Linked DNA regions of Homo sapiens: regions 1, 2, 3 and 4 are each linked to region 5. Evidence: chromatin contacts called from ENCODE Hi-C or POLR2A ChIA-PET data. All regions are on one chromosome and are shown on one strand. The core of a region is the stretch at or near the end of the contact, and the rest is flanking DNA. Distances in the headings are between cores, read along the strand shown.

The links. Hi-C counts contacts between places; a loop is a spot of excess contacts on that map. ChIA-PET counts read pairs that join two places held with the same protein, here RNA polymerase II (POLR2A). Pooled maps may share reads with other maps.
Region 1: a loop to region 5 is called in a map of mammary epithelial cell, with 7 times the contacts of the local background. The contact joins the enhancer-like site here to the promoter of LINC00705 in region 5. A Hi-C loop is called at or near these places in 1 of 168 maps with a recorded cell type or tissue (mammary epithelial cell), 1 of 37 single-sample maps with no recorded cell type and 11 of 50 pooled maps. POLR2A ChIA-PET finds 5 or more read pairs at or near these places in 2 of 52 experiments (MCF 10A and activated T-cell).
Region 2: a loop to region 5 is called in a map of B cell, with 8 times the contacts of the local background. The contact joins the enhancer-like site here to the promoter of LINC00705 in region 5. A Hi-C loop is called at or near these places in 7 of 168 maps with a recorded cell type or tissue (B cell, CD4-positive, alpha-beta T cell, CD4-positive, alpha-beta memory T cell and 4 more), 4 of 37 single-sample maps with no recorded cell type and 14 of 50 pooled maps. POLR2A ChIA-PET finds 5 or more read pairs at or near these places in 1 of 52 experiments (A549).
Region 3: a map of naive thymus-derived CD4-positive, alpha-beta T cell shows a loop between it and region 5 (4-fold over the local background). The contact joins the enhancer-like site here to the promoter of LINC00705 in region 5. A Hi-C loop is called at or near these places in 2 of 168 maps with a recorded cell type or tissue (endothelial cell of umbilical vein and naive thymus-derived CD4-positive, alpha-beta T cell), 1 of 37 single-sample maps with no recorded cell type and 10 of 50 pooled maps.
Region 4: a loop to region 5 is called in a map of endothelial cell of umbilical vein, with 4 times the contacts of the local background. The contact joins the enhancer-like site here to the promoter of LINC00705 in region 5. A Hi-C loop is called at or near these places in 1 of 168 maps with a recorded cell type or tissue (endothelial cell of umbilical vein), 3 of 37 single-sample maps with no recorded cell type and 19 of 50 pooled maps. POLR2A ChIA-PET finds 5 or more read pairs at or near these places in 2 of 52 experiments (WTC11 and activated naive CD8-positive, alpha-beta T cell).

Annotation. Positions count from the first base shown.
Region 1 is chr10:3,848,273-3,853,999 of GRCh38, forward strand. No RefSeq gene overlaps it. Among named protein-coding and RNA genes, the nearest start is that of LINC02639, 17 kb to the left of the region's middle. RefSeq lists enhancers at 2,895-3,251, 3,960-5,159. Within about 2 kb of position 4,224, at least 37 of the 41 ENCODE cell types and tissues checked have a DNase peak (open chromatin) inside an H3K27ac peak, as active enhancers do; they include mammary epithelial cell, where a contact is called at or near this core.
Region 2 is chr10:3,738,687-3,743,994 of GRCh38, forward strand. The region is part of intron 1 of LOC105376360 (a long non-coding RNA gene); the gene reads left to right. Among named protein-coding and RNA genes, the nearest start is that of KLF6, 44 kb to the right of the region's middle. RefSeq lists enhancers at 884-2,083, 3,657-3,796. Within about 2 kb of position 1,870, at least 6 of the 41 ENCODE cell types and tissues checked have a DNase peak (open chromatin) inside an H3K27ac peak, as active enhancers do.
Region 3 is chr10:4,031,909-4,037,387 of GRCh38, forward strand. The region is part of intron 2 of LOC107984195 (a long non-coding RNA gene); the gene reads left to right. Among named protein-coding and RNA genes, the nearest start is that of MIR6078, 43 kb to the left of the region's middle. Within about 2 kb of position 3,068, at least 12 of the 41 ENCODE cell types and tissues checked have a DNase peak (open chromatin) inside an H3K27ac peak, as active enhancers do.
Region 4 is chr10:4,129,670-4,135,418 of GRCh38, forward strand. No RefSeq gene overlaps it. Among named protein-coding and RNA genes, the nearest start is that of LINC00702, 110 kb to the right of the region's middle. Within about 2 kb of position 2,047, at least 8 of the 41 ENCODE cell types and tissues checked have a DNase peak (open chromatin) inside an H3K27ac peak, as active enhancers do; they include endothelial cell of umbilical vein, where a contact is called at or near this core.
Region 5 is chr10:4,654,157-4,659,571 of GRCh38, forward strand. LINC00705 (long intergenic non-protein coding RNA 705) reads left to right here and starts at 2,000. Exons shown (of 3, transcript NR_015425.1): 1 at 2,000-2,164. It overlaps MANCR (mitotically associated long non coding RNA), which reads right to left. Exons shown (of 4, transcript NR_024475.1): 2 at 5,297-5,415; 3 at 3,445-3,569.

The sequences.
Region 1 (5,727 bases), core at 2,974-5,473, 800 kb before region 5:
CTTGGAACATGAAATTGCACACATATACTACTGTGTAGATACCTGAAGACACTAATTGTTCCCTAATTTGCTTATTATTTCAGCCTGGGCTCTAACTGATAGAAAACTTACGGGCCTTTGATATATGGGATCCATGTGCTTCAAAAGACAAGAAACCTACAGTCTTGTCCAGAATCCACTGCTGTGATTTAAGAATGGGATGACCAGATAGAAGTCAGCCTTCTACGAGGCTCTGAAATTGGATTACTGCCTTTCAGCAGCTTTGTTGGATGTTGATGTTGAGACATTTGGAAGGAGATCAATAATCATCAGATGTCTCAAATTCACTGAAAAAATAATTGCACAATATTTAACTAGTGTCACGGCATGACAGAATGGTCTTTCTTCAAACATAGAATAGCGTTATACTTCTATTTTTAGCTTAAGATAGTTTATAAAAAGCCTACTTCTTTCTCTCTCTCTATATATACACACATACACTATATTTATAACTCTATATGTAGCTATATATAGTTTATATATCTATACACACATGTATAGATATATATATATATAACTGTTCTCTGTTTCATACTAAATGAGACAATGATAAAAGCATGAAGCAGCCTGACTCAGAGTTGCCATGGACATTTGAGGTGATTTCACTCTGATTCAACCCATTTTCTAATAAGTAAAAATGAACTGAATCATATCAGTAGCTTTTTTGGCAGTGACTTTTATGCTAATTCAGTTTTTGGAGAATGTGTCAATTAGCATTACCAGTAGGGGTTAATATCTCTTTTTACTTCTTTGGAAGATTGCTGCCTTCCTTCTCTCCCTCCCCTCCCCTCCCCTCCCCCTTCCCCCCTCCCCTCCCCCTTCCCCTTCCCCTTCCCTTCCCTTCCTTCCTCCCTCCCTTCCTTTTTTTTAAAAAAAATTTTCACTCACTCTTATAGTAGGTGTGCCAAATGCTTTGCGAATGTGACATAAAATATCAACAAAAAATGAGATATTGAATATTTTAAAATATAAATGTAATTGTATTAAATTACAAAAGTATACCATTCATTACAGAAAAGTTTTTTCTGGGCATGGTTATGGAGGAGATTGAAGTTTGCTTTGAAACAGGGGAGCATACGTCAGTGACAGTGGTTTGCAGCGTAGCTTCACTGAGGGACAATAAAGCCAGGAAAATTCTGTTGCTGATTTTATGACCACATCCCCTTTTCATGGCCATCCCTTTTACTGATTGGGATGCCTACTAGGACTTTTGTGTTTTCTACGATAATACTGATTTTTAGTGAGTTTACACCACTTGATGAAAGAAAATTGAATGTATAGTACCTGCAATTTAAATGTTACACATTTGTAAGGCATTTCATATATAGGTAAAATTACTAATCTGAAAAAATAATTGGCCTGGTTTTTATTCAGCAAAATATATATACATGGCATTCAAGTGGCAGAAGCAGCTGGAAAATTCTGTGTTTAAACTTCTAGGGCTGCGGGAAGACCCTCTCTCTTCCATTTATAATGATCATTTATTACTCACTCAAGTCAAACAAGTATTGCTTCTCTGGCTTAAGACGTTGGTGCATGTGGGAGAGGTGAACGGTCACAGATAATTTCATTGGAATGAATTTGTCACCTGTTTGACTGGAAACAGATCTGAATATGGGAAGATGCTTTGTGCACACAGTGGACCTTGGAGGAGTAAGAAAGGGACTCGCCATTGACGGGGTGAAGTGGGGGGCAGCAGAGAGAGGGGCTGGGGTGACCAAGACTGATTGGGCAGCTAGAGAGGAGGAATGCCTCTAATCCTGCGAAGGCCTTTTGTAGCCTATATAAAATTCTGCATAAAAATAATTCTGCAGACCATCCTGGCTAACATGGTGAAACCCCAACTCTACTAAAAATACAAAAAAATTAGCCAGGCATGGTGGCAGGTGCCTGTAGTCCCTGCTACTTGGGAGGCTGAGGCAGGAGAATGATGTCAACCGGGAGGCGGAGCTTGCAGTGAGCCGAGATAAGACCGCTGCACTCCAACCTGGGCGACAGAGTGAGACTCCGTCTCAAAAAAAAAAAAAAAAAAAAGTTGCAAAATTCATACATTTTGAATGAGTTGCAAGAAAAAATGAAGTTACTCTGTTGTTTTCATCTCTTTTAAACTGTCCCAAGTCCAAGATCAGTTGATATAAACATGCTGTGGTACAACTTTCCTTGCTTTTCAGAGTGATCTCAAGCCTATGTCCTTATCGGAAACATATTTGTCTGGTCATGACTGACTGTTGGAATCTGTCTGGAAGCACACATGGGAAACACCTGGTATACCTGGTACCTGGTGTACCTTGTATTACCCTCAGGGCTACATGGATTGTGTTGAAAGCTGTCTTTTAACATGATGCCCATCTTTGGTTGTGATGACTTATTTTTTAGAAATTAGTCGGGTTAAAGTGAGCCACACTTCTCCATGGACATTCAGCATATAGGATGTCACAGCAAGGAACACAACTGCAAGTTAGGAGCTGGCATTGAGTCAGGGCACGGAGCAGAGGCTGTATCTCGAGGAAAAACAGTCGGCGTGAAGTTGTGTGAAGGGGGCATAAAAGTGACTCAGAACTCCGTCTGATCGTGGAGGACTGAGAGGGCAAAAGTTCTTGCTTGGCGGGGCGTGGTGGCTGATGCCTGTAATACCAGCACTTTGGGAGGCCAGGGTGGGTGGATCACTTGAGCTCAGAAGTTCCAGATCAGCCCTGGAAAGTTGGTGAGACCCCATCTCTACAAAAATTAGCTGGGCGTGGTGGCATGTGCCTGTAGCCCCAGCTCCTAGGGAGGCTGAGGTGGGAGTATTGCCAGAGCCCAGAAGGTCACGGCTGCAGTAAGCCAAGATGGTGCCGCTGTACTCCAGTCCGGGTGACAGAGTGAGATCCTGTCTCCAAAAAAAAAAGATTAGAAAGTTATTGCTCAAGTGATATTTCCATGAAAGTACAACTTAGTGACAAATTACCCATTATTTGAACGCTACAACTTTCACAGAACAAGTTGGACAATGTGTATAGAAGCAAGTTTCTTAACAAACAAGCTATATTACTTAGGAGTAAGGAAGGGGAATGTGGCATCTCATTTCAGACTCTTAACTTCCTCTTTTGAGTCTGACACATCTTCTATATTTTCTTAAGGCCTCCCAGAAGCAAACAGGCAAGGCTGGAAAAAGGAAGTTAAATAGTGATTTGCTCAATTTGAAAGAAACATAACTTTTTCACATGATACCAAACGTTTCCCAAATGAAACACTCCCTACCCTGCCCCAGCATGCAACTTTCCAACTAAATCTGGCCCAAGTAAGTCGTCTCATCAGCTGGATTAAATATACTTTCTTCATCTTTGGCTGGGTCTTACCAAAATGAGTGATTCAACTTCTTAGGAGAGATTGCTGCAAGGGTTACACCAACAGATAAATATGGGAATTTCTTTCACACTTGCTCGTTTCAGACCAATAGCAGAGCTAGGTAAACAGTGATCTCATCTTCAGTCACACAGTTTTGCTGACATTACAAAGAAAGGTGTCAACACAGATTTAAGGTGGCTGTCAACTTACTGAGTCCATCATTTTGGCTTTTGAGTTTTTCACCATAGAGAGCTAACTGAGAAAAACGAAAAACTTTTTTTTCTACTTTTTTTTTAAACTAGAAAAGCAATGGCTGCTCCTTAAATATATGTAAAGAATAGAAAGAAGAGAGAAAGGTACTAATGTATCCCACCACCTATATGGAAACAGTATTCATATTTCTCCTTGATTCTGAAACATTTATGATCTTTGCAGGGAAATTTTTGGTATGTTTCAGGTAACTGTAGATGAGAGCTCTTTCTTTTCAATCAGTTCTGAGAACTTGATATCTTAAGTGGTTCTTTAAGTCCAAAATATTTCAGTTGAGTTAAACTTTAACCAACCTAGGTGATTAGTGTATATGCTCTAAAACCTTGCGGAACACTTTGTATCAACAAATAACACAAACCCTGAATTCCTGGAGCATGTATTATGTTTATATTCAAACATAACCCTGAAATGTGTTCTTACTCTAAGTATCTCAGACACATTCTTCTTATTTGAAAGCTTCGTGTATTACTCAACAACCTCTAACATATCTCAGCGATGTTAAAGACACATAGAGAAGAAATGACATCATGAAGCTGATTCTGTTCTTTCAGCTTTGTGTTTAGCTAATGCTGAACAGAGCGGTGAGTCATGCAGTCCTGTGACCAGCCAGGCGCTTTTCCAATCAGAGTCTGTTAAGATCTTTGACAACAGTACCTGTAGTTGTTTGAAGAGGAGGTTTCAGTAGTGACCTGTACCCTTGGTAATAACAGGCTTTATAGGTAACAAAATGTGTTCTCTGCCTACTGAATAACAAAACACCAATCATGAGATAACGCTTAGTAAAGCTGACTCATTTCCTCCTTTACAGATGAAAGGAGTTGTCCAAGAAATGACTATCTCAGAGGGAAATTTTCCTTCAGGTCATTACGTGAGTCTCTTTAAAGCATGGCGGACTGTAGCATTAGGTTTTCAGTTATTAGGTATATTAAAAAGTAAATTTTATTATGAAATAATATCATACATTTAAAGCCCGGTCCGGTTTTATCTTGAAATATGTGATAACTCCTGGTTTCAGATGCGATTCAGAAGAAATAGGTTGACTTGTATCATCAGGTGTCCAGAAGATTAAAATTTCTGTTTTATTAAAATGTGGAATTCACGTTTGTTTTCAGCCAAGCAAGGTTTGGTGATTCTGCAGCTGTCACCCTCAGCATCTCTGTAGGACAGCCTCTTGCCCCTCTTCACCCAGGTCTGCAGGAGGGTGGCAGCGTGGCTTGGGAAGGCTGGGTGGCGGGAGCTCAGAGGGGGTGCAGTGTTCCCACCACACAGCGGCGGCTCAACTGCCCAGGCTGTGGGGTTTCCAGCTGTGTCGTGTTGACTTGAACCGACTCAGCAGGCGGTGCCCTCCTGGAGCACCTGAAGCCTCCAGAGAAATATGATGGAAAACCAAGAGGCCTCCACCTCCCTGACTTGCTGCGACCTCCTGGGCTTTGCAGCCAGGCTGCTTTCGTGGATGCAGTCCTCGAAGCTAGTTTGGAAGACATTTATTTTTAAATATACAGGAAGCCAAATACGTTGAGAGAAAAGCCGCCTAATGCATTCCTCTGTTCATCTCCAAAGTCATAGCTGGTTTTCTAGACCCGATTTTCATCAGACTTTCCAAAGACAGAAAGAGTCTCCTCTACATAGGGCTTCCTTCTTTGCCTTCATCTGTAATGCGAGCCTTGCCCTAGGTTGCCTCTCTCTCTCCTTGCTCCGCCTGCTTCGGAATTCTCCTGTCATTTCAACAGTGGTACCAAGCTTTTTGTTGTTAGGAAATCACAAATTCTGAAACACACTCAACTGAGCAGATTTAAAAATAACCTAGGCTTCTCTACTATTTGGGTAAGGCCACTTGCTTGTTTGGGGTTGCTAATGGGAATAAGAGACTATGTGTGATTACCTCTAGAGCCTGCTTGTTTGCTCTGAGGAAAGTTTTATTGAAGAGCCACAGGCTGCGTTCCAGAACACTGGCCAAACACTTTGCACATGTGTGCTGTTGGGTCCTAGCACCGTCCACTCCACTCCTGGGAAAGGAATATGCCCTGGGGACGGAGATCTCCTTGCAGAATGCCTGTGTGGGCTGCATCTAATAAGGTTTTTTAGGAGTGG
Region 2 (5,308 bases), core at 620-3,119, 920 kb before region 5:
TTATTTTCTTCTTGTTCTCATCCACACTGTCTAATTTCTCTGTAAGAATGTTGATTACTTTCTAAGAAAACATAGTTTAATTGGCACCTTGGGGTTGTGGTGAAACAGGCATCCTGATGCCAGTATAATTGGCTACAGCCTTTCTTAAAAACAATTTTCAAATTCCTTTCACTATCCTTAAAAGATGACAGTGTTTTACATAGTGATTCCATTCCTGTTGATCTATCTTAAGGATATAATCAGAATATTGACTCAAGACTGTTGTTTTTCCAGAATTCTTTCAAATTGAAAAAAAAAATTTAAAAAGAAAAGAATATCTAAATAAATAAAGTATATCAATATAATGAACTATTGTGCAATCATTAGAATGATTTCTAAGTGTTTTTTACATAGTAACTTGTTATTGAACATTTAGTTTGAGTCATACGTTATATCAAAAGTTTCACCATGCATGAGTTCATTTGATTCTCTCAACAAACCTGTGAATTAATATTGTGACCATGATTAGTCACATGAGAAAACTGAGGATAAGAGAAAACTATAAGACTCTTATGTGACAAAATGTCTAAACAGAGTAACTATTTGAATCCAGCCCCTATGGATTTTGCTACTACTATCTGGAAATGATAAAGCAAAATCAGACACTACCAGTGATTTAATGCTAAGAGGAAAAAAAGTCATCACCTAAATTGTATCCTATTAAAATAGACATATAGGCATAGGAAGAAATAGAGCAAAACATTCATAGACACAATATGGGCATGGCAAGTTTTCAAATAATTTTTATTTTTTTAAAATTTTGTTCCTTTCTGTGTTTCTCAAATGTACTACAATGCACATGTATTATAAGAAGAAAAAAATAGACCGGGCACGGTGGCTCATGCCTGTAATCCCAGCACTTTGGGAGGCCGAGGTGGGCAGATCACGAGGTCAGGAGATGGAGACCATCCTGGCTAACACGGTGAAACCCTGCCTCTACTAAAAATACAAAAAATTAGCCGGGCGTGGCGGCGGATGCCTGTAGTCCCAGCTCCTCGGGAGGCTGAGGCAGGAGAATGGAGTGAACCCGGGAGGCAGAGCTTGCAGTGAGCCTAGATCGTGCCACTGCACTCCAACCTGGGTGACAGAGCAAGACTCCATCTCAAAGAAAAAAAAAAAAAAAGAAGAAGAAAAAAATAAGGTAGCTGTAAGTAACCAAAAAAATACATTTTCAAACGGGGGTTATTCTCATGTTTGGCATGTGTCATATAAACACTAAACAGTGCTAGAATAATGGGTAACTTGACTTTATACACACTGTGCTTTATCATAATTCTGCAGAAAATGATACAAAATATATCACTTGACTTAGAATATGAAGGTCAATATATTTTGTAATTAGGTATTTGACAAATGCTTTCCTGTAAGAGCTCCTCGCTTTATAAATATGGACTCACTGATATCGATGATAAAATAAATATCAAAGTTTGTCATCCACAGGGGAAGGATGTTGAGATAAGATTTTCGTTTCACCCTTTACCCACTCATATGGTATGAGAGGAACCCCAGCAGAGCAGGAAGTTCAGGTAACATTACTCAGCATTACTCAGTCTCTTCTGAGCTGTTTCTTTCTCACTTGCTGTCTTACATCCTTCAGATATTACTTTTTACAAGACTTCAAACACTAATAAAATGATACACATTAGTAAAAGAGAAAAATCCATTATATAACCCTTCAGAATAGACTAAAGGAGCAGAGTCCATAAAAGCTGAATCATCCCATTGTGTAGGTCCCTACCAAAAACACTTGACTTATCAGCTGAGCCAGGAAACCTCATCTTCAGTACACATGAGATATCAGTAGCTGTTTCACAGGTTGGTCATCAAGGGAGGCATTTAGGTAAAGATTCGCATTCTGACTTTATCACTCACTAACTGGAGAATTGCAGCAAGTTACTCAAGCCCTTAATACCTCTGTTTTCTCAGTATTAGGAATGCAGAGTAATGTCTATTACATAGGGCAGTTGTGAAATTTGGGCAAGAGAGTGTGTGTTAAATCCAGAGGCTGACACATAATTAAGTATTCAACTCAGTCAGCGAATGTGTTTACTAAGTGCCAAGTCACCCACTGAAATCAAACCTGTCCGTGGTGCCACAGATACAGCTGTAAGAATGCAGCCAAAACCCTGTCCTCCGCCAGCTCATATTTTAGTGATCCTTATTGTACAGGTCTTGAATTTGACCAATCAGCAGACATAGTGGTTTTTGTTATAATAAAATCTAGATTAAACATATTTATTGGATAATTTTTAAATCTTCAGAAAAAGATTCACAAAATAATATTTTATATTGCAATGTATATTTTTACTTGATTGGTAAAATTAAGATCTTTAATCCACTTTTCTTTCTTTTTTTTTTTTTTTTGAGATGGAGTCTCACTCTGTTGCCCCAGGTGCCCCAGGCTGGACTGCAGTGGCACGACCTCGGCTCACTGCAAGCTCCACCTCCCCGGTTCAGGTCATTCTCCTGCCTCAGCCTCCCGAGTAGCTGGGACTATAGGCACCCAACAACACACCTAGCTAATTTTTTGTATTTTTAGTAGAAACAGGGTTTCCCCGTGTCAGTCAGGTTGGTCTCGATCTCCTGACCTTGCGATCTGCCCACGTCGGCCTCCCAAAGTGCTGGGATTACAGGTGTGAGCCACTGTGCCCGGCTAATCCACTTTTCAGAAAGACTTTTTTGATAGTTAATTTTATGTCAACTTGACTGGGCAAAGGGATGCCCAGATAGCTGGTAAAAGTCCATTCCCAGGTGTGTTTTTGGAAGAGATTTGCATTTCATTTGACTTGATGGGATTGATTTTTGAATTGGTGAATGGAGGTAAAGAAGACCCACCCTCGCCAATGTGGGCATAATCCAGTTCTTTTGTAACCTCCCAGCGGGTTCACCTTGTTCGCTGCTTAGACAGAACCGATTTATCAAGACAGGGGAAATGCAATGGAGAAAGAGTAGTTCACACAGAGCCAGCTGTGTGGAAGCTGGAGTTTTATTATTACTCAAATCAGTCTCCCCGAACATTTGGAGATCAGAGTTTTTGAAGATAATTTGGTGGGTGGGGAGGGGCAGTGAGTTGGGGAGTGCTGATTGGTTGGGTTGGAGATGAAATCATGGAGCATCACTGTCTTCTTGGGCTGAGTTAGCTCCTGGGTGGGGGTCACAAGATCAGATGGGCCAGTTTATCCATCTGTGTGGTGCCAGCTGCTTCATCAAGTGCAGGGTCTACAAAACATCTCAAGCACGGATTTTAGAAGCAGTTTAAAGAGGTTCAGAATCTCGTAGCCTCCAGCTGCATGACTCCTAAACCGTAATTACTAATCTTGTGGCTAATGTTAGTAGCCTAGTTCCCAGGCAAGAAGGAGGTTTGTTTTGGGAAAGGGCTGTTATTGTCTTTGTTTTAAACTGTAAACTATGAACTAAGTTTCTCCCAAAGTTAGTTCAGCCTATGACAAGAATGAACAAGGACAGCTTGGAGGTTAGAGGCAAGATGAAATTGGTTAAGTTGGATCTTTTTCACTGTCTCAGTCATAATTTTGCAAAGGCAGTTTCACTTTCAGAGCCCAAACAGTACAAAAAATGTAGCGGAAGGGTGAATTTTCTTTCTGTGTTGTAGCCAGGACATCCATCTTCTCCTGCCCTCACGTTGGGAGCTTCTGGTTCTTAGGTCTTCAGATTTGAACTTGGGACTTGGGACTGAGCCACACCACCAGCATTCCTGGCTCTGCAGCTTGCAGACAGCAGATTGTGAGACTTCTAGGTCCTCATAATCTCAGCAGCCACTTCCGTTAATCTCTATATATACATATACATATACATGTGTGTGTTCATGTATGTGTGTGTGTGTAGTCCATGTATGTGTGCGTGTGTGTATAGTAACACTTTTGTTACTCCATTTAACCTTGATTACATAACATTCACAAGCAAGTGTTTAAATACAATTCTTTTTTAATTTGAATTGTTTGGTATTTTGTGGGCCTTTTGGTTTAAAGGCTCATATTATTTAGCTTTAAACAATATTCTTGTTTCATTTATTTTATAATTTCTGTTTTTCCAAGTTTATTTTGCTCTAACTCCTGCTATTTTTTTGCCTTCAAGTTTCATATATACATTTTTTGTCATATATATGCATGTGTGTGTGTGTGTCCTTGAAGACAAGAAATATATACATATGGACCTTGAAGACAAGGACTACACACACACACACACACACATGCACACACACATGCACACATGCATGCACATTTTATGTATTTGCATCTATACATGCATAGAGAGCATATATATGTATATGTGTATATATACGTGTGTGTGTATATATGTGTGTGTTTATATGCGTGTGTGTGTCCTTGAAGACAAGCAATGCAGTTGTTGTTTACATGTCCTGTGCCTATCACAATGCATGGGATATGATATGCTTTCAGTAAAGCTTGCTGAACAAATGCATGAATGAATGGGTTAGCAAAAATATTTTAACCTGCCTAAAAGAAACCATAAAATTTATAATTTTTTAAAGCAAGACTGTCATGTATATATCAACAGATAAATGAAAATTTGTTAGAGAAAAAAGAAAAAGCCCAGAATGAGAATATTATGTTCTCTTTATCCAAACTAACTCCTGTAGATGTGAAACTTGGAGAGAAAATAAACAGGATCATTTGCTTAGGATTTCTCTTCTAAGAGCTCTAAATATTGGAAACACACTGAGTAGCAATATTGCATCCAAATCTGTTGGTTAACAAATTAAAAATGTATAAAATAACAAACATCTTCCTTAGGGTAGGCCCATAAAAAATAGATTTACTAAATGAAAGAAGTAGTGTTTCAAAATAATTTCTATCACTAATTTGAAGGTTTTGCTTTATTGCATTTTTTGTTCAATACTGCTAAAGCAATTCTTATCATTTTTTCAGTGATTCTCAATTTTGAACACTTTTGTTACTCTGATTTAACCTTCATTATGTAACATTCCCAATCAAGTGTTCAAATGCAATTCTTTTTTTTTTTTTTTTTTGAGATGGAGTTTTGCTCTGTCGCCCAGGCTGGAGTGCAGTGGCACGATCTCGGCTCACTGCAAGCTCCGCCTCCTGGGTTCATGCCATTCTCCTGCCTCAGCCTCCCGAGTAGCTGGGACTACAGGTGCCCACCACCACGCCCAGCTAATTTTTTGTATTTGTTTTGTTTTGTTTTGTTTTTTTAGTAGAGACAGGGTTTCACTGTGTTAGCCAGGGTGGTCTCGATATCCTGACCTCATGATCTGCCCACCTCGGCCTCC
Region 3 (5,479 bases), core at 1,818-4,317, 620 kb before region 5:
ATCCATTGTTTAAGAGGGTTTCCAGCCAGCCAAGTGTTCAAATCAGGACAGTGAGAAGAGGCAGTGCTGAGGAGTACCCCAGGGGTCAAAGTTTGCATCCTGGCTGGCACTGTGCGTTCGAAATCAGGACCAAAAGACAGCTCTGTGTTGGAATGAAATGTCACTTGGACATTTTATATACTTTATCATATAGAGTTTCATATTATGCATTCTAATGCATAGAGATGGAGGTAGTCAAAGCAACATATTTTTGTAAGTATTTCTATTTCTGTGTTGAAACAGAGTGTTATGAGTTTTAGTAGTGGTGGTATTAGGCTGAGAGTGAGCCAGCAGAAGGTGTGCTAGTCAAGTCTCTTTGGTTGCATATAACTCAAACCAGATCATGTAAGGGTTAGGAAAGGAATGGGTCAAGAGAGGCACTGACTATAGGGACAATCAGATGCCAACAGGAATGAACTGCTGATTACTCAGATTTTGACTTCTGGGTTGGATTTTCTGTAAAACTACATTGGTTCATAGCTGCCAACATCTCTGGACTCCTAAAAGGACCTTTTTTTGGGACGGAATCTCACTCTGTCACCCAGGCTGGATCTCTGCTCACTACAGCCTCCACATCCTGGGTTCAAGCAATTCTACTGCCTCAGCCTCCTGAGTAGCGGGGACTACAGGCATGCGCCACAACGCCTGTATAATTTTTTTTTTTTAATTTTTAGTAGAGAAGGGATTTCGCCACATTGGCCATGCTGGCCTCGAACTCCTGACCTCAAGTGATCCACCCGCCTTGGCCTCCCAAAGTGCTAGGATTATAGGCATGAGCCACCACGCCTGGCCAGGACTTCTGAGTTTCAATTTGGAAATTTCAGAAAATCACAGGGCAGCTTCCCACTGGGACATGGCCCTGTGGCCCCTGCAGTGGACAGCTACCTTGGGGAGAGGGGCTGTTACTGCTCTGTTGTATGAAGTGCTTACCTTTCCTCCAATTACTATAGCCAGACAGGGGGACAGCAGAGGGTGAGGTGGAGGGTTGACTAGTCCAGTCCGGGATACCAGGACACCCTTGTGAGAAGGGGAGCCACTCCCTCTATTTCTCTCTGCAGCATATCAGAATGTCACTCATCTCCCACCACGCTTACCCAGGATTCACCATGCTGCTTTCTTGCCTGGCCTTGCTTGAGCGCTCTCTGGCCTCAGTATGCTCAGTGCACAGCATTAACTCCCATCTTCCAAGTCTTGACCATGCAATCAGAAGAGACATGGAGAACCTACCATGAGCCAGACACTTTTTCTACCCGTTTCCGTGCAATACTTCATTTTGGTTTTACAACATTCCTTCTGGGTAGGATGCACAGTTTATTTACATTTTATAGATAAAATTATTGAGGTGTCAAAAGGCTGAGTGGTTTTCCCAAAGCTACAACCTTGTACATTTTGGAGACAGGCCTGAAACTGTTGGAGGGGTTCAGAGCCCACCTCCTTCTCTTCAGCATCACTATGCACCACGGCTGGGCCAGCCCTGGTCTTGAGTCTCGTAGAAGGTCTCTATTTGCATTAAATGTTAACAAGAAGCCGTCATAGAAGATCCTCCTTCTGTTGGTTTCTTTTCTGCTTGGACTCTGGCATAGTAAAAAAATTCACACACAACTCATTTTGAAAAACCAAATGAAACAAAACAAAGGTCCTCTTAGTCATAGCATCAAAACTGAAAGTTAGTGAAGGGCTTAGAAATTCACCCTGACTTTACACAGGAGGTAATAGCCACTGGGAATACCGAGTAACTCCCCTTCCACCCACACCAGATGGTTTCTGGTGGAGCCAGGACAGCGCTCCTGCCCCAGGACCTCAGGACGAGGACGAAGTCCTGGGCTCTGTTGGAACACAGCATAGGATAATTCTCACAGCTGGGTGGGCCTGGGAGGCAGGAGGCAGATGTGTGCTGAGGGCCACCTGCCAGATTTAGAGATGGAGCACGGATGGATTGAGAAGAGGTTCTGAGACAGAAGTATTGCTCTAAGGATCTGGCGTAGACAAATAGACCCTCCTTGGAAAGATGAGTGGCCCTGGGGTTGTCCCCAAATCTCTGGACCAGCCCAAGCCTATGACTCCCTGCACAAGGGCACCTGCTCTCACTGCGCAAGGATCTCTGGACTTTCTCCTCCAAAGACCTGCTCCTGGAACACAGAGCCCCTCTTCTCCTTCGTATTGGGACCCGCCTGGCCTCACACTAGGAATGTCCCCTGGACAGCAGTTTGAAGGCCCTATGCTCGCTCACTGCACTAAGGATTCTTGAGCGATGGGCGACTTGGTCGACACACAACCCGGGCCCACTGTGCGGAATTGCGTCGAATAAGCTTCTCCCTGGGGCAGAGTCCCTGCCTGTCCTTGCCGCCCCCGTCCTGTTCTCGTCCCTCTATCCTCCAACCCTCCCCAAGGCCCTTTCTCCCCCTACTTCAAGGATGGGGCCCTTTTCCGAGCACTTTGCTCATTGCAAAACATAACCAAATTAAACAAAACAAAGCCCATTTTGGTTTGGGCCTCTAATGTTCTCCTAAATGCTCTCTGATTTTCCATTTGAACCCTAATTTTTCTCAGCCTATTTCTGCAATAAATTATCACTGTGTTTTGAGAAAGTGATAGATTTTGAACCCTTTGGCCCATATTCTTTAATGAATCCTCTTTTAGATTGTAGAGTTTCATCTGAGCTTCCCAATCTTAACTCCTCACTCCCCGCCTCACCCCATAGGGAAGTTAGAAGGATCCGAAGAAGTGGGTTCCTATCAGAGTCTGGCGTCTCCACTGTGGACATGCCACTTAACATCACCTGACCTCTGGATGAATCAAGTCAGTCAGCTTAGCAGGCTCTAAAGCCCCTTTAATTCAAAAACTTGGAGCCTGTATTTTCTTTTCCTTAGATGCCCATGATTTTTTTTAAAAATAGGGATTCTAGTTTTCCATCCAAGACCCTTGCACACTTCAGTACACTTAGTGTGGGGTTCACTTTCCAGACCCGGTCTCCAGGTGCTGTCTGCTTCTCCAGTCATGTTAGCCTGAAACGGCGACTGATTCATGTGCACACTTCGGCTCCCCAGGCCAGAATGCTGTCACTCTGGGGAGGAATTATGGTTTCACTTTTTGCTTCATTCCTGCTGTAGAGAACAGGCACCCATCAAAGTCCAGAGTAAACAGACACTGTTTCACGTGCAGCAGATGGAAGTCTTTATCCATGATTACTTTTGTCCTATGTCTTTCATGTCCCCCTGTTTTTTTGACGCCTCCCACTTTTCCCTTTTAAATACTCTGGGTGATGGTTAAAAGCAAGATGACTGCTGGTTTATTCGTCACACCGGAAGCAAGAAAAAGTTACATGCAGGCAAAGGAGCTGGATGCAGGATCTCATCTGAAGGACAAGATCACTTAGCCATGCACGGGCAAGAAAGAACTGAATGTTTCTGAATAGAGGAAACGTTAGTCCCGGATTTCAACCGAGAGAAGGAATGCTGAGAGTTCTTGACAGCGAGGGCTTCGGCAGGGGTGACACGCCTTTGATTTAGAATGGTTAGCACATACCCACATGCACACATGACCTGCCTTAGTTTCAGGATATGGAAACTTCTGAACAGAATTGTGGGTACAGCTGCATTTACACATATTTACTGGGCACTTATCACATATAGCAAAATATCCTGAAGAGTAAATTACAATCCTCTCCCATCTTGAAGGCACTTATGAAATTCTGTCTGTATTTACTCTTTCTTTAGGGTTAGTGAGCAGCAATGTGTTGCTGATAATTCTAATGTTGCTCCTGGAAATGTGTTATTTTAAGAGATTCACATCCTCCATGTGGGGTTGGAAACATCTGTTCAGAACAGAACGTATCAGTTAAGATTATATTTTGCTCCTCCCAGTTTGAGTCCAGATGGTTACATCTACGCGCTATGTACTACAAGTTTCAATTATCTACTGTAATTTTATTTCTTTTATTTTGTATGTCTAATGAAGCTAATATTTAAAATAACTCCTAATATATTTCTAATGTGCTAAAAGCTAAAGGTCCTTAAGTGTGTGTGTATGTGTGTGTGTGTCTGTTAAAATGTTGTAAGATTACTAGATGCTAAGAATGCCATTTTTAGGCCAGGCGCGGTGGCTCACTCCTATAATCCCAGCACTTTGGGAGGCCTAGGCAAGCGGATCACTTGAGATCAGGAGTTCAAGACTAGTCCGGCCAACATGGTGACACCTGATCTCTACTAAAAATACAAAAATTAGTGGGGTGTGGTGGTGCACGCCTGTGATCCCAGCTACTCTGGAGGCTGAGGTAGGAGAATCGCTTGAACCTGGGAGGAGGAAGTTGCAGTGAGTTGAGATTTTGCCACTGCACTCCAGCCTGGATGATAGAGACACTGTCTCTAAAATAATTAAATAAATGAATGAATGAATAAATAAATACATATTTGTAAAATGCTGTAAGATTACTGTTAAAACGTGTATAAAGCATATTATTAAAGGAAAGGTAAACATTCCCTCCGAGTGGATTTTCTAAATCCAAACAAAGTGAACTTCATCAGAAATAATAGCTTCAAGAAAGAAAATCATTTAAAATGGTGATGAATTGTTATTTAATTCAACAAAATAATACATAGTCCATCATAGAAACATATAATAAAGCGAATTTCTCATTGATCACTATTTTGAGAAAAGTGACAAAGCTATTCAAATGAATAAAAAGTATGTGAATTTTCAGGTAATTTTGTGGGAGAAAGGATGTTTCAGGATGCTTTAGAACATTGATCTCCAAATGTTTGTCACTGTTGTATCCTGTTGTTTTGCAAAATGCAAACTCTCAGTCATTTTTAACGGACATACAAAATTTTTCTTCATATGCTGAAATAGTTGCAAATGATGCAAATTTCAGGATACTATGGACAGATAAAAATGAAACTATGAACTTGTTCTACGAAATGTAGTCAGTGAAATGTCAATAACGAAGTGATTTGATACTGACCACCACCTATTAAAAGAAAAACACAAACAAGCTCTTCAATTACAGGAAATTGGACATTGTTCCTTTTTCTCTTTGAACTTGTATTCCAATTTTATTTCTCCATAGGTTTTATCTTAATGTAATCTTTACTCAAAACATTCTTATTGATTGTTTCGTAATTCCTTCTGTGAAGGAAATACATAAATTGAAAGCAAAATATTTTAATTTTGCCCATGCAGCTCTAAGTGTTACATTTTTCTATATTGGATTGTCATTATAATTACTATTTGTACAAGGCTGATCCCAATAACACACATATACAATTTTATATTTAGCAAATAAAAATATGCAGTTTGATTTGAAATTCCTATCCTAATAAGATAGATGAAATTTTTTTATTAGTTTATACAATTAATACATAGTTAACAGAATGCAGTAAGTGTATCATCCAACCTATTATTGACAACTTTTTAAAATGTAGGCTTTGAGAAAGTTTGAAGT
Region 4 (5,749 bases), core at 797-3,296, 520 kb before region 5:
CCCCTTCACTCAAGGTGCACCTATCAATAGCTTGAAAAACACAAGTGTGGGATAGGCTGTTTTGGATCATAAAGTTCTGCTCAAAGGGTGAATCCATTAGCCACAAGTCACTGGAGCTACTGTCTGCAATGACAAATTTGTTTCCACTAATTGAGAAGCCAGTAAAGGCATCAACTACAGATGTAAAATTTTCTTCATGTACAAGAAGGGGGAAAAAACAGTAACTCCACTGTGGCACTACCACTTTGCACTTGCTATTTATGGGATGGTTTTCTTCACAAGGAAAAAAAAAAGTACAAGTGGGAGCATTGGCAACTGTTAATTACAATGAGATAATGATCATTCGATAAGGAAAGAAATGGATTATGAGTCAAAAAATAAATATTGTGGAATCTGCGTGTAACACAATGTTTATTTTGGCACTTTGACTCTCCCACTAAATGATCTACGGGCAAAATTCAGTTGCAGACCTGCGATCGGGGGCTCCATGCCCCTATGACTTGTGCTGTCTAGATGGTGAGAGACGCTGAGAAGCGACCGCAGGAATCCCATCCTAGAGTGGTGGCCTCCTCTAGAGTGGTGAGACCTGTGACTGACTTATTCTAACCAATGCAGCGGCAGGGATGGCAGGTCCTTGTCTTGATAGAACAGCTGCTTCTGTGGCAGGGATGTGGTACAGCTGCCACAATATCATCATGTCTGTGATATGAGAGATCGAAATAGACACCCCTATATCGACAAACATGGACCCTAAGCTAAAGGGAACGGAGTTACCTATGTCTCAAAGGTTCAGAGCCTGGCTGGTGTGGCAAATTTCCAAATTTACACAGGTACAAAACAAACCACACTCGCTAAGCTCCCTCACAATGGTTGCTATCAGACCCCTCAAAGCTCTGATTTGCAACCCAGACCACTACCATTCTGATAGCTTTACAAACATTCTTTTCTGATAAACAATGGCAGACTTGAAGGCAGCTTCAGCAGCTTATAGAGGCTGTGCACAAACTGTTTTTGTTTCCTGCAGTTCATCTGTTGACATAAAGGGCTAATCCCACCTCATTTTAATGCTGAAACCCTGCCCCAAAGTGAACACGGGATGTATGTTACATACACATTCACCCATTGCACATGCGTTCCACTCTCCTCTTAAATATGTATAGCTTTTCCCCCAAACTTGCAGACCATGTGTGAGTCTATTGTGTAATAAGACCCCATGAGGCATAAAACCAACCCCTTCCTTCCTTCCTCAAAGAGAGAGCACCTTTGCCTCATTCTACGTAGTTCCTGCTGGAGTCTCCTGTGGTTGTGGTTGGGTCGTCTAAATTACTACAAAGAGCAAAAAAGCTCTGACATAAAAATGGTCTCTTATTTTCTTAATCTTTGTGTTTCTCAGGTGCACTGTTGTGAAGAGACCTCAGCATACGTGTCCAGAGCAGTTAGTAAACATTTAGTGAAAATCCATAAAGAATTTGTAAATGCTCTCTCTATAAATCCCTACCTGGACTCTTTCATTTTTTCCCCCAGTTTCCAGTAAGAGTACAAAGTTATGATTTTTACACGAAGATTTGTTTTCATCCCCTATTACTGTACCTTATGACATCCTGGCAAATAATAACAATAAGAAATGGGAACGATAACAGTAATTCTACTTTTGAAACACCTTTTGTCTGTAAACATATATACACTTTCTGTAAGTGTCAAGGGATATATTTAATCATGATACTAATCCCCGAGAACTTTGTGTTTTGTCTCAAAATTCAAATAGACACAGGGCCCTTTGTTTGGACTTAGTTGGTTGCACAACGCTTCCAAAGTTAGCGTGTACTGTGAAGTCAACTGGGATTTTCAAGACATTTTTATGTACACTAAATATGTCTTAACATGATCTTAATGAAAGATGTAATAATTGACTGGCAGATGGAAGAGGCAGCAAGAAAATTGTAGTTTAGTAAAATAAAGTTTCACATTACTATATCAATATTAGGTTTTACACTAAAAGGAAAGCTAAATTTAGGAGCTTTATTACATACTAGCATTGACATGAGTCATTTCCTCTCCATTAAAGCAACCAAAACCCCAACTTCCTATCTTAGGCTATAATCTGCACCAGCCAGCAGATTTCAGATCTCAATTCTGCATGTTTGAGTTCCTCAAAAAAAAAAAAAAAAAAAAAAAAAAATCTCAGTTTAAGTTTGTACTTTCAGTGGAATTTTAAATAATTCCAAGAATGAGAATAGCTAACATCAAGCATCAGATATTAGTCAGAACAGTTTCACTTTGAGCAATAAAATTAGATCTCAGTTGAAATTTGCAGATACTGGGAAAGGAAAAGTGAAGTACTTACATCTTCACAAAATAAAATGACTTGTATCAAATTGAGCACACCCACTAACACAGACACTCACAGACACACACAGCGAGACAACACAGAGATACAGATGACACACACACACTCACAGACATATACAGCGAGACAACACAGAGATAGAGGACACACAGACACACTCGCAGACACACATGGAGATAGAGACAGAGGCACAGACACAGACATACACCAACACAGACACAAGCAGAAACACAGACACAGACACACACACACACACAAGGAGATGCACAGAGACACAGACACACACACACACACCAACACAGACACAAGCAGATGCAGAGACACAGACACACACACATAGACACACACCAACACAGACACACAGAGACACAGGCACATATACACACACCAACATAGACACAAGCAGATACAGAGACACACACACACACGCACAGACACCAACACAGATACAAGGAGATACACAGAGACACAGGCACACACACACACAGACACACCAACACAGGCACAAGCAGATACACAGAGACACAGGCATACACAGAGACACACCAACACAGACACATGCAGATTGTGTGAGACAGACACACGTGCACACAAACTTCACCAACACGCACACACCCAATAATGATAAATGCTTCTCCACTTCTGTGTTTTGGTGACACTAATAATCTTGTACTTTCTTTGACACAGTAGCCCATTTTCTGTTCAAAAGCAACAGAAAAATATGTCATCTAGTTTACTGTTTTTAGAATTGTAGGATATTTTTGTTTCAGCCTCAATAAAATTACTTCTAAGTCCTTCTAAGTTTTGAGTGTCTTCTAATTTCTTCATTCCTCTAATGAAAGGTCCGGTCATGTGTAGATATCACCCCTGTGGGGACCCCCTCACATTGCACCTGACCTTGGCTGTGCTGCTGTCTGCCTGTGGATGGAGTGGATTGACAACGGTGGCATTCACATGATGAGAAAAATGCTCCTGGGGCCGCGCTCCTGGCGAATGGCTTTGGAAATCAACAAAACACAGTCCCACTTTTGTCTGTGACCAGTCTTCATGGCATATCAGTTAGAGTGGTGTGCTAAATTTTGAGACCAGGTGGACAGAAGTGAGTTAAATGTTTTCAAGTGATCAATAAAGACAAATACCTTTATTGGGTACTCATCTCAAGCTCTAGGAATGGAAAAATACAAAGATGCGTAGTCCGTATTACTCCTTCAAGGAGTTTAATAATTAATTGAACATAAAATTCCTATATATGTGTATAAATACATATATTTTAATACCTACACAATGAAAACATCATTGTGTAGCAAGTAGTCCTGTAGGAAGGTTAAAACCTTGTTTTCATCCTTATCTTATTTTTCTCACCTCTCGTAATCCAAACTATTGAAGGACATTGTTGAAGCGAGTAACAAGGACTAAAGGACCAGAAGGTCACAAAAAAGAATGCATCACTGAAGAAATAAAAAACTAAATAAATGACTCAACTTTTTCTCACAAAGCTAGTCAATAAATTCAATGTTTTAAATGTGACCTGTGGACACCATTTAGACAGGTTTAGAAATATTGTATGTTGTTGAATCTGAGTCTGAATGGATTCAATGACCTTGTGAAGGAAACAATGACCCCTATTTTGTCTAGTGAAACATGTAGCATTTACAAGCAGAACCTACTCCAATTAAAATAGAACTAAAATTAAATTACTTAAGCATCCAGCATACTAAAAAAACTAAAATCATCATTTTACTCACAAGGTAGAATCAACCTAAGTTATTTATCTCTGTATCCAATCCTTAAATACTTCGTTAAACTTGCAAAATTTTAAAGTTGAATAAAATTCATCAACGTTTATCTGAGTGTGTTTCTGCTGTGTGCACATATAATTTAATATAATAAAATACTTATTGGATTTTGACATTAATTTTCATCTTAAATGAAAGCTGCTGCTATTTCTTAAATTAGGTAGACAACAGAGCAGTCTCTATTATAGTACAGTTAAAATCCTCCTCTGTGAGCCTATCTTCTGTCCTGGAATACACATTCATTCACTAAAGGTTAATGAGCACCTACTAGTCCACCAACTTGTGTTAAATCAATTTAAAAAAATTCCAGCCCTCATGGAGGATACTTTTTACATAATTAATTATAAATATAACATGTAAGTAAATTATATGGTATTCCAGAAAATGATAAGTGCTAAGAAAAAAATAGGGTAAGAGGTATCTTAAATGTTGGGTTTTGAGGGGTTGGGTTGGAATTTTGAGAAGAAAAAAAAACTGCTTAGTGTAGACCTCTAGTTGAGGAGATAACTTTTGGTAAAATCTCCATCATTAAGAAGGCCCTAGACTTTGGACTTCTCAGCCTCCATATGTATAAAAAAAATTCCTTTTTAAAATAACTTTCTCAGTTTCAGATATTCTGTCATAAACAACGGGAAATGGACTAAGACACTGGAGCCCAGGTAACATGACGCAGGGGGAGATGGTGATGTCTTGAGTGAGAGCAAAGACCTTCAGATGAGATCCAGTGCGTTCAGGGTGGTATGGCCACAGACAGAACAAAGACCTTCAGGTTGTAAGTGCTCTCATTCTGCATCTTGAAGGAAAAGACAAGTGTCCTTCAATAGTTTGGATTACAAGAGTTGAGAAAAATAAGATAAGGATGAAAATAAGGTTTTAACCTTCCTACAGGACGAATTGAACAGAATTTTGATCAATGGAGAGTGTGTGATGAGTACTACAGTAGGATCAGATAGAAGGGAGAGGACAACACCTCCGTTTTAGAAGTAATAAGCTGGGTATTTATCAGAAAACCAGGCAGGCAAACGGACTAGAGTTAATGAGCACGTCCAGCTCCAGGAAAGAAATCTGAGCTGGGGATGAAATCTGAGCACCATTTGCATGTGGATGTTCTTAAAGAATGCATGAGGCTAGATGTGATCTTGAGGGGCCAGAGCATAGATGGCAAAGGGCTGAAGAAGGCTCACACCTTGAGGCACCAGCAAGCAAGAGGCTGGGAACAAGAGCAGGAAAAAGCAGAGAAGCCCAAGGAGATGGGATCAATGAGTTCAGGGGAAAAGGGGCAGACCTGGGCAGTGTCCTAGAAGCTAAATGAGAGCAGTGCTTCAGCTAAGAAGGCATAGCAACTCCTTTATATGAGGAGTGAGAATTAGCCATGAAACTTCACAGGCAGGTCATCGTTGGTGCACTGGACAAGAGCAGTTTGGTTGGAGTATGGAGGTAGGGTGAGATGAAAGCCTCATTGGAGAAGGTTCAACAAGAATAGAGTGAGAGGAACTTCACACAAAAGGTATGGGTGATTATTTGAATGAATTATATTGCAAAAGGGAGCATAATCTTAGCTGGTAGAAAAAGTAAATCAGAGGAGCTATGTTTGCAAAGATGGTAT
Region 5 (5,415 bases), core at 750-3,249:
ACAGCCATTTTCTTTTATATAAATTGTTATCTTAGTTCAGTTATTTTGTCTTTAAAAATACATTGCTTCAAAAAAATGCAAACTGAACTATGCTTAATTCAATTCTTTCCATTGGCATGTAAATTTTAATTTACAATATAGCACCAGGTCCTTTTAGTGGCTTTGTTTAAATTGTTAGAGAGACTAAGACTATTTTAATAAACAATTTCAGAAATACAAAAATCTAGGGAATAATACGCTCCAGTTTATGACCGTACAAAAATATGTATATTCACCTATCCTGCTAATGGGCATTCTGTTTATTTCCATTGTTTATTATAATTTAAAAATTACTACATCTCTTTATTGACCATTACAAATTCTTCTTCTGTCAATTGCTTATTCTTATCCTTCAATGTTTTTTTTTTTCCTTTTTTGGTCTTTTCTTTTTGATTTATTAGGCAATTTTAAATAGTTTGATTACTACTTCTTTCTGTGTTATATGCACTGTCAATCTGTTCTTCCCTTCAATGGCTGGTTTGTTGTTTTTACCTCAGAACATTCGGTCAAGTGTTTCAGAGGTTAAACTCTATTTGTATATTTATTGCCTTTATGACTTGTACTTTTTCTTTATGGCCTGATTTCGATAATTCTTTTCTCCTTCACAGACCTAAAGAGCTTTTTCTATATTTTCTTCTACAATGTTGAAGTTTTATTTTTTACATTTAATTTCACATTGAGTAAAATTTATTTTTTATCTGTTGTGAACTAGAGATCTGCCTTTTCCATGTGGATATCCAACTTCCCAGGAATATTGAAAGAGAAGCAAATCTTTTTTTTTTTCTTTTTCTCTTTTAGTATACAAAAGGATGTAACAAGATCCCTAGGACAAATCTGATGTTAACTGAATTAAGTGGATTAGTATTAAATTAACTGGCCCGATAATTACAGGAAGGCATTATAAGTCCCTAGGGAGCCCAAGGAGGGTGAAGCCTCATGCCCCTTTGGGTAGTAATACAGGGACTAACTATACTCCTTGCTCCCACAGGACAGAACATTCTCTAGGTTTTTCATTCCCGACTCAGTAGCACTCAAAGCTTTTCTTAAGGTAAATTAAAGTTATGGAGAAAGGCATCACTCTGTAGCCACTGTTTTCCAAGAGTAACATTCCAAGGCAGTATCTAGGGAGCCAGCAAAGATTCTGTCCTGTCTACCATTTTCCCATGAATGACATCATAATAGAACCTCCCGGTCTTATTGCCTTTTCTTATTGGTAACAAAAGATGACAAACTAGGTAATTTATATTAAAAAGTTTATTTAGCTCATAGTTCTAGAGGCTGGAAGTCCACAGTGCCGGCATCTGTGAGGGCCTTCTTGCTGCCTCACCTCATGGCAGAGGGCATCACATGCTCAGAGTGGGAGCAAGGGAGCCAGGGAGAGCTCACAGGCACAAGAATAACGCTGCTGTGATAATAAACCCACTCCTGGGACAGCAACATTCATCCCGTCATGAGAACAGAGCCCTCATTCATCCATTCATCTCATCATAGGGGCAGAAGGATTACATTTCTAACACATGAACTTTTGGGGGACACATTCAATACCTAGCACTCCCAAAATATTCACTAAGAGTGAGAGTAAATTGATTTAATTTCAGACTGTTCTTGGCAGTCCATAAGTAGAGATTTCCAAGTTTTACAATAGAGAATTAAAATGATTGAAAAATATTCTAAAAAAAAAAAAACAACCTGCAGAAGAAAGCTAGAAAATCAGAAGATGAAATATTTTTTAGGCATAAAATATGCATGCAGTTTATAGACAATGGAGATGTGCTAACTCTTGAAAACGTGCTTCGACATCTCAAATTGCTTAAGGCTTTTGCAACAAAATAACTTACCAGTGTCAGGCCATGGTAGAATATGAGTTCACAATGAATTTTTATGCCTGGGTTTCTGTGACCCAAGTTATGCTGAAGAATATGAGAGACACCACCTTTTAAAAATTTTTACATAGCCTGCGGCCACTGCAATTCGTTAATCCCTTTGGAAAATTGCTTAAGCCTGGCATGTTTTGTAATGAACTTTATCTCTTCACTACCAAAAGTCGTAAAAAGGAACTTCAGTGAGGAAAGAAACACAATTGATAATTGAATATTTCAAAGAGATCAGCATTTTAGAAAACTGGGTATGTATTAATATGCTATATCTGACATATGACATGAAAATGACATATATAATATAATTTTGTTTATACTATTATATATTTTATACATTTTGTGTTATAATACATTTTGAATATATGTATATATATACACATACATATATACACACACACAATATATATAGGAAAATAAAATTAAATATTATCAGAATGTTTATTTCTTGATGATGGGAATTTGAGTGGTTCTTTTTTTACTTTATTTCTATTGTTATTCATTTGGTATTTTCCAAATTTTGTTCAGTGATTTTTTATTACTTTTACAATGATAGACATTATGTTTGGAGGCAGAAAAAAGAAGGGAACAGACAAGAAACGTTCATTTGAAAATTCTAAATGCAGAACATACCTGAAGTCAAAGTGTCCCCCGTCACTGAAAAACCAAAGCCACCAATATCAAAGAAGCGTGGGCCCTTCCGCCCCCTACTGTCTATCTTCAGTAACTGTCCAGTGAGTCTCCGCCTTTTGTTAGCAGGAATCTAAGAATCTCCTGGGAAGCTTGCTGTTTGCAAAATTAGGAAATCTTGAGCTACATCCTCAGATAATCTGAGGCTGGATACCCTCAAACTATACTGTGAGAAACATCATCAAAATTAAGTTACATGACGTGATCACAGCTATAGTAATAAAATCAGAAAAAATATGGACATCATATTTAGAAACACAAATTGGCAACGAGATTTCTTTCAGTTTTAAAAAAGTGTATTAGTATATAACATAATATAGTATGTATTAAAATAATATACATTTAAGGGTATATAAATATATGCTTAGTACACATTGTCAGTATTAATATCAATACATTACCTTTTATACATATGTATGTGTGTTTGTTTGTGTATTTATGCACATGCAGCTTTATATTTGCCTATGTAGTTGTATATATGTAGAGTGCATAGTATAGTGTGGATGTGTGCGTATGTGGTATGCATATACCACACACACAGAGTCCTGCACATACACACACAGAGCCATGCATCGTTTAACAATGGGGATACATTCTGAGAAACGCATCCATAGGTGATTTTGTTGTTATGCAAACATCATAGTGTGAACTTTCACAAAACTAGACAGAAGAGCCTACTACACACCTACTGCTGCTAGGCAACAAACATGTACAGCCTGTTATTGTCCTGAATACTGTAGGCAATTGTAACACAATGGTATTTACATATCTAAACATAGAAAAGATACAGTAAAAATATGGTATAAAAGATAAAAATGATGCACCTGTGTAGGACACTCACCATGAATGCAGCTTTCAGGACTGGAAGTTGCTCTGGCTGGGTCAGTGAGCGAGTGGTGAGTGGATGTGAAAGCCTTGGACATTACTGTATGCTACTGCAGACTTTACAAGCACTGTACACTTAGACTACACAAAATGTACAAAAAAATTTCTCTCATCAATAATGAATTAACCTTAGCCCACTATAACTTTTTTTACAGTATAAACTTTTCACTTTGTTTTAACTTTCTGACTCTTGTAATTACACTCCACTGAAAACACAAATCCACTGTATAGCTGAACAAAAATATTGTCTCTTTTTATATCCGTATTCTATAAGCGCTCTTATATTGTTTAATTTTTTAATTTTTAAACTTTTTTGTTAAAAACTAAAACACAAACCACACAATAGCCTACACCTACACGGGGTCAGGATCATTATCACTGTCTTCCACCTACATTTCTTGCCCCATTGGAAGGTCTTCAGGGGCAACGTCACGCATTAAGCTGGCATCTCCTATGATGACAATGCCTTTTTCTGGATAGCTCCTGAAGGAAGTGCCTGAAGCTGTTTCACAACTGACCTTTTAATAATATATTAACATAAAGAGTACAATCTAAAATAACAATAAAAACTATAGCATATTAAACTAGTAACCTAATCATTTATTATCATTGTCAGGTATTATGTGCTATACCTTATTGTATGTGCTGTATTTTTATATGACTGGCAGTGCAGTAAGTCTGTGTACACAAGCATCACCACGAACACAGGACTAATGCATTTTGCTACAGTCTTACAGTGGCGACTGCCTGATGAGTTGGCAGGAGTTTGCCAGCTCCATTATAATCTTGAGGGATCACCATGGTATATGTGGTCCTTCGTTGAACAAAACGTTGTTATGCTGTACACGACTGTATGTACTTTTACAAATAATGCTGCATTTGTCTTTTTAGAAATTATCAAGATCCTAACCTGCGATTAACATCTGCATTTTAACTCTAAAGCTGATAAAAGCTTTTCCTCACTTTGAAGTTATTTGAAGTAGCAGGTTTTTTAAAAGATGACATATATAAGTTCTTAAAAATCATTATTTACTAATTTCAGCATTTCTTCTGAGCTAAGTTTAATATTGTAAAATCTCACAAGCAATTTATTTAAGGTCAGTTAATGACATTGAAGCCAAATTCCTTTTTAAAATACGCTCTCAGTTGCAATTGAACACAGTTACACGTGCCTCTTTGAAGGAAAACGTAGGCACAGTGATAAATGCAGCGTTTCCTTACCCATAACCAAATAGAAATAGCTGCATCAACATTCCGAGCCCAGGACAAATAGGGCTGAAAAGAAAACAAGAAAAAATCATCAGTTTGGCAGCAAATCCACTGTCACTATACTCCCTGGCACTTGCCTTTGGCCTGGAAAGCACTTGTCAATAACGGCTTCTTTGTTTTCTGAGACGTCATCTGTAAATACTGAAATATTGAAACCTAGTCCAGGCTTTGATACCGCATTCTTAAACCTGTTTTGAAAACCTGAGATAATTGCTTTAAAAATGCCTTCATCTATCTGTTATTTGATTTAGAAATACATTGGATTAGGTCTTATAAGTCAAGCAGAAACTTGTCTTTTTTTTTTTTTTTTTTTCTAGACGGAATCTCACTCTCACCAGGCTGGAGTGCAGCGAGCAATCTCGGCTCACTGCAGCCTCTGCCTCCTGGGTTCAAGCAATTCTCCTGCCTCAGCCTCCCGAGTAGCTGGGATTACAGGTGTGAGCCACCACACCCAGCTAATTTTTGTATTTTTAGTAGAGACAAGGTTTCACCATGTTGGTCAGGATTGTCTCGACCTTCTGACTTCGTGATTCACCTACCTCAGCCTCCCAAAGTGCTGGGATTATAGACGTGAGCCACCATGCCAGGCCGAAACTTGCCATTTTTAAACATACACACTTGTCCTTTATGTGATGTTCTCCTGGTGCTGAATCTGTCT